Regions from separate parts of the Homo sapiens genome. Here region 1 is linked to region 2. The links are chromatin contacts, found by Hi-C in ENCODE. All regions are on one chromosome and are shown on one strand. The core of a region is the stretch at or near the end of the contact, and the rest is flanking DNA. Distances in the headings are between cores, read along the strand shown. Region 1 holds the start of ITIH4 (inter-alpha-trypsin inhibitor heavy chain 4). Region 2 holds the start of TWF2 (twinfilin actin binding protein 2).

What was found. Hi-C counts contacts between places; a loop is a spot of excess contacts on that map. Pooled maps may share reads with other maps.
Region 1: a pooled map of gastrocnemius medialis shows a loop between it and region 2 (2.1-fold over the local background). The contact joins the promoter of ITIH4 here to the promoter of TWF2 in region 2. A Hi-C loop is called at or near these places in 1 of 168 maps with a recorded cell type or tissue (gastrocnemius medialis) and 2 of 50 pooled maps.

Annotation. Positions count from the first base shown.
Region 1 is chr3:52,828,565-52,834,557 of GRCh38, forward strand. ITIH4 (inter-alpha-trypsin inhibitor heavy chain 4) reads right to left here and starts at 2,108. Exons shown (of 24, transcript NM_002218.5): 1 at 1,989-2,108; 2 at 555-715. The coding sequence starts at 2,078. It overlaps STIMATE-MUSTN1 (STIMATE-MUSTN1 readthrough), which reads right to left. Exons shown (of 10, transcript NM_001198974.3): 9 at 5,053-5,185; 10 at 4,557-4,866. The coding sequence ends at 4,760. It overlaps MUSTN1 (musculoskeletal, embryonic nuclear protein 1), which reads right to left. Exons shown (of 3, transcript NM_205853.4): 2 at 5,053-5,185; 3 at 4,557-4,866. The coding sequence ends at 4,760. RefSeq lists an enhancer at 1-68.
Region 2 is chr3:52,235,517-52,241,335 of GRCh38, forward strand. It overlaps TWF2 (twinfilin actin binding protein 2), which reads right to left and starts at 3,642. Exons shown (of 9, transcript NM_007284.4): 1 at 3,476-3,642. The coding sequence starts at 3,500. It overlaps TWF2-DT (TWF2 divergent transcript), which reads left to right and starts at 3,722. Exons shown (of 2, transcript NR_135307.1): 1 at 3,722-3,919; 2 at 4,659-5,581. RefSeq lists enhancers at 1,233-1,774, 1,775-2,317, 4,225-4,274, 4,928-5,117, 5,316-5,819 and a silencer at 3,285-3,804.

The DNA.
Region 1 (5,993 bases), core at 858-3,357, 590 kb after region 2:
GAGTTGGGAAGGGTAGGGGAGGGTGGCAGAGGACAAAGTGAGGACCATCCTTGGCTCATAGAATTCAGAGAAACCTCAGGCATCTCTCACGCAGCCTGAGCAAAAATGTCCTCTGCAGGATCCCAGCTGGGGCAGACCTAGGAGAATCCTCCTCAAGCCACTCTCCACTGTGAGGAAGCCAAGGGTCTAGAAGGTTTTCTGTACTTTGAGCTGGAATGTGCATTTTGGTGACTCCCTCTTGCCTGGTCTGGCCTCAGGAGGCCTCAAGTCTGTGCTCCTCAAAGGCAAAGTCACAAAGATTCTGTGGTTCTCTGCCTAACACCTGGACAGCACTTAGGGATGATGAATGGCTGGATGGAGGGAAGGACGGGGGCATCTTTGAGAATAAGTCCTTTGGCAAGCCCCTGTTCCTGTGTGGCCCCAGGTGCAGGGTGTACTCCTGAAGATGTACACCCTGGCATGCCTTACTTCAAGAAGAGGGTTTGCTGGCACAGAGCGATGGAGTCATAGCACTGGGGGGTGTGGAGAGGGGAGGAGGGTGGGAAGGCACCTACATGGAGAAGTTGGTGATGAAGGCTTTCTTGGGCAGCTCCATCTGGAAGGTGGCCTCCTGCACAGTATTGGCCCTATTGACCACTCGGCTGGTGACGACCGTGTGGGCAAATCGGGATGAGACCCTGGAGTCCACGGTGAGGCTGTAGATGTCGATGCCATTCTGGACCAGCAAAGAAGAAGGGGGTTGCAGGGTTTCAATGCCACCTCAGCTCGGGGTGACGCTCTTCAAGAGTTGGCCCTGACTCTGGCTCTAGACCAAACCCTGGCTCCCAATCTGACTGAGCCACTGACCAGGCCTCAGGCTGAACCCAGTGAGGCATCTCATATGTGAACATTTGTCTCAGGTAAGAGATAGCAGTGTGCTTCATTCCCCACCCTACAGCACCACAGGGCAGGGGCCACGTCCTTCTTGATCTATAGGGGCCCAGAGCACCCCTTGGAGAAGAACAAGCATGCAGGGGGTGGAGCTGGTGAAGCCAGGGCCAGTGTCTGGGAGGGGCATCACACTCAGCCTTTGGGCAGGGGTGAGAGACCTGGTGGGGTCAGGGAGCTTTGCATGCTGGCTTAGCTTTGCCCAGAAAAAGGGCAGTGACCAGGTCCTTTGATTTCTGGAGACTTTGGCCTCTGTGGCAACAGGGAAGCTCCCACCAGTCTCCTAGAAGGAAGCCCTCAGAGCTGGGAGAATTCGGAGGTAGACTAGAGTCTGGTCTCTGAGAGTTGGGAATCTTCCTCTCTGCTCCGCAGTGGACCCTCCCCAACTCATCCCCACTTCCGCAGGGCACTCCCCTAGCAGGTGCCATTTGCCTTGAGGTCTGTGTCCCCCGAGGAGGGGCACACGGGCACCTCTTACCTGCTTGTGTGTGACATGCTCATGCGCACTGCACCAACTCTGCTCGGCTGCATGCGGCTGCCTGAATGCAGTTTGGCACAGAGGTGCCAAGTGGCTTGTTTATGTGCTTGGGTATTTGCTCTGCGACAAGCACTGTCCTAAGCACTTCATAGATACAATGGGTTTGGTTTTCACAACAAGCACTGTCCTAAGCACTTTATAGATACAATGGGTTTGGTTTTCACAACCGCCACCCTCTGAATAGGTTCTAGTATTACCCTGTTTTACAGATGAGGAAATTGAGACATAGTCAGCATAAATCATTCTCCTGAGGTCACTTACTAAAAGGCGGTAGAGCCAGGCTTGTAAAACTGTATTTCCTCATTTGGAAAATGGAAATGATTGGATCATCCCCTCTATTAGGTGGGAGAATACCAGTAAGGCCCTTGGGGTAGTGCCTGGCGGGAGGTCTGCACCATTTTTTTGCACACACAGGGATGCACACGCACTTGTGCTGACACGCTGGCACATGCGGAGGCTCTTCCCCACTTCCCAGGCGTTCTCTCATCCCCCAGCTCACGCCACACCCATGGACACTGGCTACCTTTTCGGCAGTAGTAGTCTGGTGGATGGCCAGCAGTGAAAGCAGGACGAGAACTTTGCTGCAGGTACGGACAGGCCTTGGGGGCTTCATCGTGGCTCCAGTGTCTGCCAGGAGGCTTCTGAACTCGACAGCAAGTGGGGAATGGATTAGTAACTTGTTTGCTGCCCCACCCACATGGGGGCAGGTTCTGGGAAATTGGGATCTACAAGCCAAAAACCACAGTGACCTCAGATAAGCAAATGACGAACGTCCCATGGACCTTGGCTGGGGGCAGGAATGTATACCAAAGAAAGGTAGGCTCAGTTTGGAGTGGGGGTACATGCCCCTTCTGAAAAGTGCGAAACCTTCACCAGGACCCTTCACACCAGGCATTCCACCAAGCTCCACAGGGCTGGGAGGGAATTGACAGTGAAGATGTCAGTCTGCTCTCCCTAAGTCCAGCCCGGGGAGAAACAGCGGGGGATGGTGGGGAAGACTAGGGCTACAGGGCTACCCTAGCGGCTTCCCGGAAGAAGGGGGCTTGGCCACCAGGTAAGTGTGTCTGGCTGATGGGAGGGCCCAAAGGCATGGAGTGACTCTGGGAGGTGTCTGTGTGGGGCAGATCTAGAGTCAGGATAGATACGCCGTATTTCTGAAGTGAGAGGTGCTGGGCACGGGGCGCCTCCTTCTCTCTCCTGGGGTCCCAGGTTGCTGTTTGGGTGCCATTAATCTAGCCAGGGCTTTAGGTTCAACCCCAGCAAGGCCCCCAAAACAAGAATGGCAATACAACTGAGTCATAAACCTGCCACATCCTGTGGCACAGAGGTCTCCATGCGGGGAGTTTATTGACAGAAGAGCATGGAACAGAAGACAGACCTGACAGTGCCAGCAGCTCCTGAGGGGTGACTGGGGAGTCATTTGGTGGAGCAGAGGGAGCCCAGGAATCGCTGGTTGAGAGAGGGCAGAATGCTGTTGTCATGAGCAGTGTGATGCTGCCACAGCCCAGACCCAGGGGAGCGCTGCCCAAAGGCCTGGGGTGGGTCCCGGCCTTGCTAAAGTTGAAGCGCTCTGCTCCTTGTAAAGTGGGATCGAGTGAGTACATATTATGCGCTCTGGGCACCGCTGGGGCTCGTGTTCCCTGGTGGCTCTGGGGAAGCCAGCTCCTGAGTCTGTGGCCACAGATGGGTAAAGATGAGTCATAAAAGTGTGGCCAGATGCCAAGTCCTGGATCAGGGAAGGACGGCGGCTCCGTGACACCAGCCCTGAGGGGGCCAGCTGCCTTGGGAACCTATCGGGGGCCTTGGGGCAGCCAGTGGCTTCCAGAGGCTGGGGAGGGTTTCTCCACCAGTCCTGTCTCCATTAGAGGTGGCGGCAGGCCTGGGGCAAAGGTGCCATAGACTGGAGCTATTTCTACAGCTGCAAGGAAGACGTTCCCCTTCCTTAGCATGACTGGCCAGAAGCCTCATCTCTGCGCACGTCTCCACTGCTCACCCTTTTGGCTCTGGATACGATTGGGATTACACAGGGGAACACGCTCCTTTCAGTGTCTGGGGGAAGAGTCTCCCCATGGAGTCCAGCAAGTAGGACTGGGCCCTTCCTCACAGCAGGGCTGCTCCCTTGGGGCAGAGAGCACAGGCCCAGCCCGGACTCAGGGCTATATAAGGTGGCCAGGCTGGCCGGGACTGTGGGAAACGTTCTGGGCAGCCAGAACCTCCTGGGACAGGAAGGCATCCCCAGCAGGCATCAGCCCCGAGCCAGGCACCACAAGCCCAGGCTCTGCCAGTCCAGCTCCGAAAAGAGCCACTGTCAGCCTGTCCATGGTCATGGTCTTGCCATCACAACGGGACAGGCCTCTATGGGTCTTTTGAACCTGGCACTTCCAGGCACACAGGGGACAGAGGACTGGAGAGAGAAGGGTCATGCAGGCTGAGAATCTGGTGTTCCATGCCCCAGACAGCATGGTTGGAGCAGAATGTGGGAGTCTTACCCCTGCTGTTTGGAAGAGACGGTAGCTCAGGAAACTGACTGCCAGAGAGGAATCTCAATCTGGCTCTGACTTGGAGGGGACAAAAGCCGGGAGGAGGCAGTGTGAACAAAAGTGTAGGGAGGGAGAGGGGTTTTGAGGTCCCTAGTGCAGTGCAGGGAGAGGGGTTTTGAGGTCCCTAGTGCAGTGCAGGGAGAGGGGTTTTGAGGTCCCTAGTGCAGTGCAGGGAGAGGGGTTTTTGAGGTCCCTAGGTGCTGCAGAGCCTGCAGGTCCTCAGAGGCTTCTCAGCAGCTTCTGTGGAAGGCAGGAGGAGAGGTGGTCCCTGAGACCCCACCCACTTCACTCTGAGCAGTGTCATCATGGCCTGCTTTATGGAATAGACTCCAGCTCAACTCCCCTGTAGTATAAAAGGGGAAACTGAGGCTCAGAAAAGTCTGAAGTCACAGGTCAGCACTGAGTCTCCATGTCCAAGGCAGCATGTGGCAGTGCCCATAATAGCACCTGTGCTATCCCCTGGGATCCTCTTAAACGGACATGTTCCATGTTCCCACCCTGTCCTCCCTCTCAATAGTGGCCATAGCCAGGGACCAACCAACACCTTCTGATTGCTGGGGCCACGTGGGCATCCTCTTTATTGGTGCTTCCAAGGTGCTGGTGCAGAGCCCTTGGCTGAAGGGCCTGGACTGTGGGGGAGGGTGGCAGCCCCAGAGACAGCAGGGGAGAGGAAGCGTTCTGGCATAAAAAAGAGTTCCTGGGAAAGGCTCCTGTTTCCGAGCATTCGGGCAGCAAGGGGAGTGGCGCACACTTCTCAGCCGAAGACACTCTTGGTGGGTCCGGCTTTGGGCTTCTCAAAGACAGTCTCGGTACCTGTGCGGGTGCGGCTGAACACCGACGGGGCGGCCGAGCCAGCTTGCTCTGTGGGAGGAGGTAAAGTCAGGGGCCAGCCTAGCTTCCTGGGAGGGAAGATCCCTTACGATGGGAGCACCTTTCTTGAACCCAGGAATACTGGATTCTCAGAAAAGGATCCTTGACCACCTCCCCCCACCACTGACACACACCTGCACCCCCATCCCCAGCCCCAGATGGCATGAGGACACTCACCACACTCTCGCATGACCTGGTAGGTCTTGGACTTGATTTCCTGGTTCTTGGTCAGGTTTCCTCGGGCCCCCTTCAGGTCCTCGTCCTTCACAGGGGGGCGCTTCTTCTTGATAGGGGCTTCCTGAGCACCAGCCTTGGAGATCCAAGAGCCTCATCTTACTACCTGAAGCCTCGGTAGAAAGGCACACCTACCTCTGTGCCTTGGCCAAGACCCCTCTTCTCTGCTCATTAAACCCAAGCCTATTCAAGGCTCTACTCCTCTTCCAGAGAAAGCCTTCCCAACTATACTCCACCTGCTGCAGGTCTCCCAGCTGTCTTGGTCTGACTTGCCCATGTGCCTTTCCCCTATAGCCTGGGAGCTCTTGGGAGCAGTGGCTGCTGCAGCCTCACACTGGCGTGTCTGGCTACCTGGTCAAGCTCAGGACTGGGCACAGTGGGGAACAGCGAAGGGGACTAGCTCTGAGGTTGGGCAATACTAGGGAATTTGGTTAGTTCCAAAACCTGTTCACTGGGTGGCAAGCGGTTCCTCAAGGATTGCCCCCTTCCAGAAAAGCGCCACTATTTACTTTGTGTCTTTGGGGCTGGAAATGGGGTAGAAGGGCCAGATGCCCACAGAATTACAGTCCAAAATGGCCACCCACCCACAGAGCAGGCAGCAAGGACAGTCCTCTCTCTTGGCAGGCTGGTCTGTCCCTCCAGGGTGGGGGACACCCAGGCTCGGTGTTTACCCTACCCCTCAACCCCAGGCGCCTGTGAGTCTGAGACCTGCCTGTGCTTGGGTGCAGGTGCAGGTATTTCCTCGCTCAGCCTGGGCCAGGCTCCTCAGAGCAACACACTATACCCCTGTACAGCGATGCATCCAGCTGTGTCCCTCCAGCCTCATGTGCACACACATACAGCTTCATGCATATACCATACACAGAGACAGACAGACCTATGTG
Region 2 (5,819 bases), core at 2,392-4,891:
TGTGCAATGACCACTATGCCCATTCACACACACACACACACACACACAGCTCAATCCAGCATGTGTGAATGTAACACACAACACGCATGTGTGACAGAGGAGCAGAAATTCAAACACCCTCATACATGAACACATGCTCAGTTGCTCAAACACAAATGGACACGCATGTTTAGATACACAAACACACACAGAGATATAGTCCCCGGCTTGCTAACACGCACACAGGCAGGCAAGTGCAGAGCTTGGCTGAGACGTGTGTGCAGGCAACAGGATGTATCAAAGTGTACACAGAAGCACATGGACACGCATGACACCCATGTGTGCAGCCCCAGTCCCAGCCCTCCAGCCAGGCTGTCTAACCCTGAGACCCCGAGGAGCCACAGCCAGCCCAGATACAGCCCTGTGGGGGGTGGGGGGACAACATGACCTTAACCCTCAGGCAGTTGGGGCAGCTTCCAGGAGAAGGAATGGCTCCCCGAAACTCACTAAGAGACTCCATCTTGGTCAGGTGCGGTGGCTCTCACCTGTAATCCCAGCAATTTGGGAGGCCAAGGCGGGCAGATCACCTGAGGTCAGGAGTTCAAGACCAGCCTGGCCAACATGGCAAAACCCCATCTCTACTAAAAATACAAAAATTAGCCAGGCATGGTAGCACGCACCTGTAATCCCAGCTACTCGGGAGGCTGAGGCAGGAAAATCGCTTGAACCCGGGAGGCGGAGGTTACAGTGAGCTGAGATCACACCATTGCACTCCAGCCTGGGCAACAAGAGTGAAACTCCGCCTCAGAAAAAAAAAAAAAAAAGAGACTCCATCTTGGTCATTGGGCTGTAGAGCTGGAAGGTGAGAGCCAGTGAGTGACCAAGGACCCCAGGGCAGAGGTGAGGACCATGGTGAGAGCTGGGGAGCCATAAGTGGTGGATCTACTAGTGGACAGGGAAACCACCACGGCCCATGTGGGGAAGGGCCCTGCTTGGGTCCCTGGGTGAGCAGGGCTAGGCCAGTGTGACCTTGAGGCTGCCCAAGGGTCAGGGGAATTCCGTCAGGAACACAGCTGGAGGCCTGAGGTCAGAGAATATTTATAGGGCCAGGACTGGGCAACTCAGGGGCGGGGGGGCCTTTAGGAAAACAAACTCTGGTTATGTCCTCAGGTGCCCCCCCTTTGCAGAGTGACCGTTAATCTGAGACCTCAGGCTATGCACCACCCTCCAAGGCCACTGGGTGGGCTGGGGCCCAACTGAGCTCAGCAGACCCTTAGGGCTCAGAGAAACATGGCATGGAACTGTAGGCAGGTGGACACCATCCCACTGGGCCAGGACAGAACTTTCCATCGGCAGATCCCAAGCAGGTCCCTGAGGCCCCAAGCCTGGCCTCTGGGGCTCCACTTCTCCCTCAGCTGTGTGACTCCTGACCTCTCTGAACTTCAGTGTATAAAATGGAAATAATAGCCCCAAACTTGGCAGGGCTGTGGTGAGGGGTAAATGGGAGAAAGGGCTTGGCGATGGTGGCCTCTATTAATAACAATTAATCTTTTATTATGATAATAACAGCAAGCTGACTGTGCTGAGCTGCCCCTTCTACCTGCCCAGACCTTCCCAGAAGGAAGGCCAAGAAGCTCCCCTAAGGGACAGGCCGACGGGCCCCTTCTAGTGTTACCAGGGCAAACTGACACCCCCACAGGGAAAGGCACATCCCTGCCCACCCCAGCCCCAATGCCTGCCCAGCCACCATCAATAATCCAGAGGCCAGGCCTGGGACACCTGAGCCTCTATTATCAATGATTCATGAACACCCTCCCTCCGACTCAAGTGAGCCTCACATTACAGGTCCCTTTCCTGCCTACTCTGCGGTCAGCAGATCCACACCTATGGTCAGGACAGGGCTGGCACCTGGTCCTCCAGGGTGATCTCTGCTGCCAACTTCCCAGGCCAGAAATGGGAAGAAGTGGGCTGCTCACAGGTGGAAGGAGGGCTAGGGGCAGCCCAGTCCCCAGTGACCCCCTCGGTGGGCCTGTCTCACTATGGGAAAGGAGGGAGTGAGGCAGCAGGGAAGGGGTATGGGGTGGCTAACTTCCTGGGATCTCCTCCACCAGGGCTGGAGGCTGGGAGGCAGCAGCTATGACCAGACAAAGGGGAAGGAAGAAGCTGGCCAGGAGGCAGTTCCCTCCTGTGGGGCTGAGTCATGAAGCCTGCCCGCCAGCTCCTCCTGGAGAAAGGCTGGCCCATCTGGGAGCCCTGGCCCTGACCCAGGCCCCTGCCTTCGCGGGGCCAGGGAAACCTTCTCAGGGCAGCCCAGCCACCAAGTGGCCACAACCGCACCAGGATTCAGGTGGTCAGGCAGGTCGATGGTGGCAGCCCCAGGCAGGGGATCCTAGTGTGGTGGGAGGGGTGGCTGATGGCCAAACCCGCCAGGCTGTCTGGGCAAACAGCCCGGGCCTTCCCCACAGGCCAGGCAGCTCTCTCAGGCCAGTGACAGAGGAGGACACTGAGCCCCAGGTAGAGTCAGGGCACCTGGCTCCCAGCCATTGCTTCTCTCACAGCCTGTCCAAGAAGGAAACTGGGACCCCTAGGGGAGGGGAGGGTGTGATGCGGGAATGGTGAAGCTTCCTAGGGCTGGGGGCTGGGGGTGGGAGCTGGCCTGGATTCTTTAGGGCCAGGACTCTCCCCACAAAACCCCATATCTGGACCTCTTCTCTGTCTGCAGCCTGGAGCTGGGATCTTCCAACCAGACTGAGGCAGACTCAGAAAGTCACAGTGGAAAATGGGAGGGAGGTCAGAGGTCAAGGTCAGATAGGCAGCTTTCTCCATCCCACGTAGAAGTCTCTGTTCCGGGTTTTCCCTAGCCTGGGGAGAGTGAGTGTCCTGGGAGGAGCAAAGGTCAGGGCCTTCTCCTAACACACATAAACAAGCCCATTCAAGTCAGACACATGCGGTATATGCATCCTTGGCAAAAATGCACACTGAGACGCGCTCCAACTGTGCACACACACAGACACCCACATACATGTGCACACTGCCATGAAACACTGATGTCTAAAGAGGGTCCTATGCGACCTACAGTGTCCATTCAAACAGTCACTAGTGCCAGTGCATGAATGACCCTAGATGTACACAAGCGAGTCACATCCAGAGGTGCACAGGCAGGACTGTACACGGAAGACGTGTGCACATGCGTGTACACCCACTCCCGGAAAGGAACAAAAATATACAGATGGGCACACACAGCCACATTCATCTCCAGGTAGGCACACAGATACTTCCACCCCAGTTGTGTACGTACACATACACCCACTCCCAGCTATGCACACCACGTCCGTACTCCCCCAGATGTGCCCACCCCAGGCGACCCGCGGCTGCAAAAGAGAACAGGAAGCTTTCTCCCGGCTGGTGTGGGGTGGAGGGAGGGGCCGAGAGCCGGGGGGGGGCGCTTCCGAGAGCCCAGACCGAGGCCCCCTGCCCGCCCGCCATCCGCCCTCACCGTGGATGCCCGTTTGGTGCGCCATGGCTCGGCGCTTCGCTCCGTCCGCGCCGTCGGAGCCCTCCGCTTGACCCTGGCCCGGCAACGCTCGCTGGACCAAGAGAGGTGGAGGATGTGGCGGAGGCTGTCGACCCTCGCGCAGCTTCCCGGGCGGTGCCGCAGGACCCGCCCCCAGCGGCGCCCCGCCCCCGACAGGCGCGGCAGGGAGGCGGGGACTCGGGGCCGCGCGTGCGCGCAGCCTGCGCCTCGGTCCGGGTGGGTCTAAGGATGATGATTGATCCGCCGTGCGCACGCCAGCGCGTTCCTCTGTGGCAGGAGAGGGGGGCCTGCGTGTGACCGAGCGTGCGTGGGAGGACGCGCGTGTGTGTCTGTGCGCCCTGATCACGGTGGTCTGTGGGTGGGGCGGATCGTGCGCGCGCGCCCGATCTGTGCGCCCCAAGCCAGGTGGGTCTCCGAATAGGAGTGGGTCCCAGCGTACACGGGTTTGCACCCAGGAAGGGGTCTGCTTGTGGGTGGGCGCGCCAGCTCTTCCCCAGGGGCCGTTTCTTGAGCGCCTCCCGTGGGGTCCTGGGCACCTCGGGGTGATCATGGCCGCTAGGCTTTGCCCTCACGGGCCTAGGCCCGCCTTCACCCACTAGATGGAGTGTATGGTGGTGAGAGCCCGCCGAGACAATGTGAGGGGCTGCCAGGAGAAGGCGAAGATTGGAAACCTAGAGGGGAGAATGAAACAGCCCAGCAGAGTGGAGGGAAAAGTTTTCTTTCTTTTTCTTTTTCTTTTTTTTTTTTTTTGAGATGGAGTTTCCCTCTTGTTGCCCAGGCTGAAGTGCACTGGCGCGATCTCGGCTCACTGCAACCTCCGCCTCCCGGGTTCACTCCTGCCTCAGCCTCCCGAGTGGTTAGGATTACAGGCATGCACCACCATGCCTGGCTAATTTTGTATTTTTAGTAGAGACGGGGTTTCTCTATGTTGGTCAGTCTGATCTCGAACTCCCGACCTCAGGTGATCTGCCCGCCTCGGACTCCCAAAGCGTTGGAATTACAGGCGTGAGCCACTTACTAGTCCCAGCCAGAAAGGTTTTCTGAGAAGAGGGCACTGCATGTGCAAAGGCCCAGAGGTTGAAAGAGGGCCAGAGCCTGGTGAGGAACTTCCCATGTCCTAATGACCTTCTGTGTCTATATCCAGCAGCCTTGCCTTACTGGTACCAGTACCTGCCTGCTGCTACCAACTAGTCAACATGTGGCATCTTCCAGGCCACTGTGATGAGTCAGGGATGAGCATCTGACTCTGGTTGGTCCAATCAGCTTGTCCAGGGACTTTGGCTGGGAAGATTGGAAAGGAGGCCAGCTTTTTGGGCTGGGGTTGCTGAGAGATGTGATGATGAAATGTGTGGCCTACCTGGCATCTGGCCCCAGCTTCAGCTCCATTTACTGTCTTGCTCCCCACCCTCACTAGCCTGCATTGAGGCCTCCTCTGTGCCCCCCAACCCCTGAGTTTCTCATCCCCAGAGAGCCCAGCTACACAGAATTGAAGGGTTTTCTCATTCATCTTCCTGCGCTCACCCTGAAGACTGGGCCTATGTCATCTGCTAACCACTGTCCCCCCAGCACTCACAGTGGAAAATGGAGTGTTATGCAGCCCTGCAGCTTGCCTTCTAGAACAGTTCACAGGCAAGGCCTCCCACACTGAACCCTGCTACAGCCAGATGGTGCCAGCAACACAGAGCTACTTGTTACATCAGCTCAGACTAAGCCACACCCACAGGAGCATCTGGTGATTCCACAGAACCACAAGAGACTTGACCTCCTGGAAATGAATTAACCAAGATTAATGAAAAAGATTAAGGTCATGTGCCCTGTAAAAATGTCCCTCACTGGATGAACTGTGACAAAGTAGGGTACTGCGTGGTCTCCCCAGCTGACCCTCTCCATGGGTCATTCTTTGCTTTTATCACTACCTGGCACAAATCTTTACGTATTTGTTTATCGTCTTCCCTCCACCAGTAGTTAGGTGTTTGCCCTTGCTGTATCCCCTGTGCCTAGAACAGTGCCCAACATTGGCAGGTGGCCAATAATTGCAAAATAAGCAAATGTATGAATGAACCATTAGATGCTTTGTGTTGTATACTTACTACCTGCTGGGCACATTTATTTAATCCTCATGACAGCCCCTGAAGTAGGTGTTACTTTTTCCATCTTACAGATAAAGACTCTGAGGTTTGGAGAGGTGAAGTGATTTGATCAATGTCACATGGTAGTGAGTGAGGCCAAGAATCATAGTTTCATTTTATTCGAGAAGTTGGGGGCCAGGTACAGTGGCTCATGCCTGTAATCCTAACACTTTGGG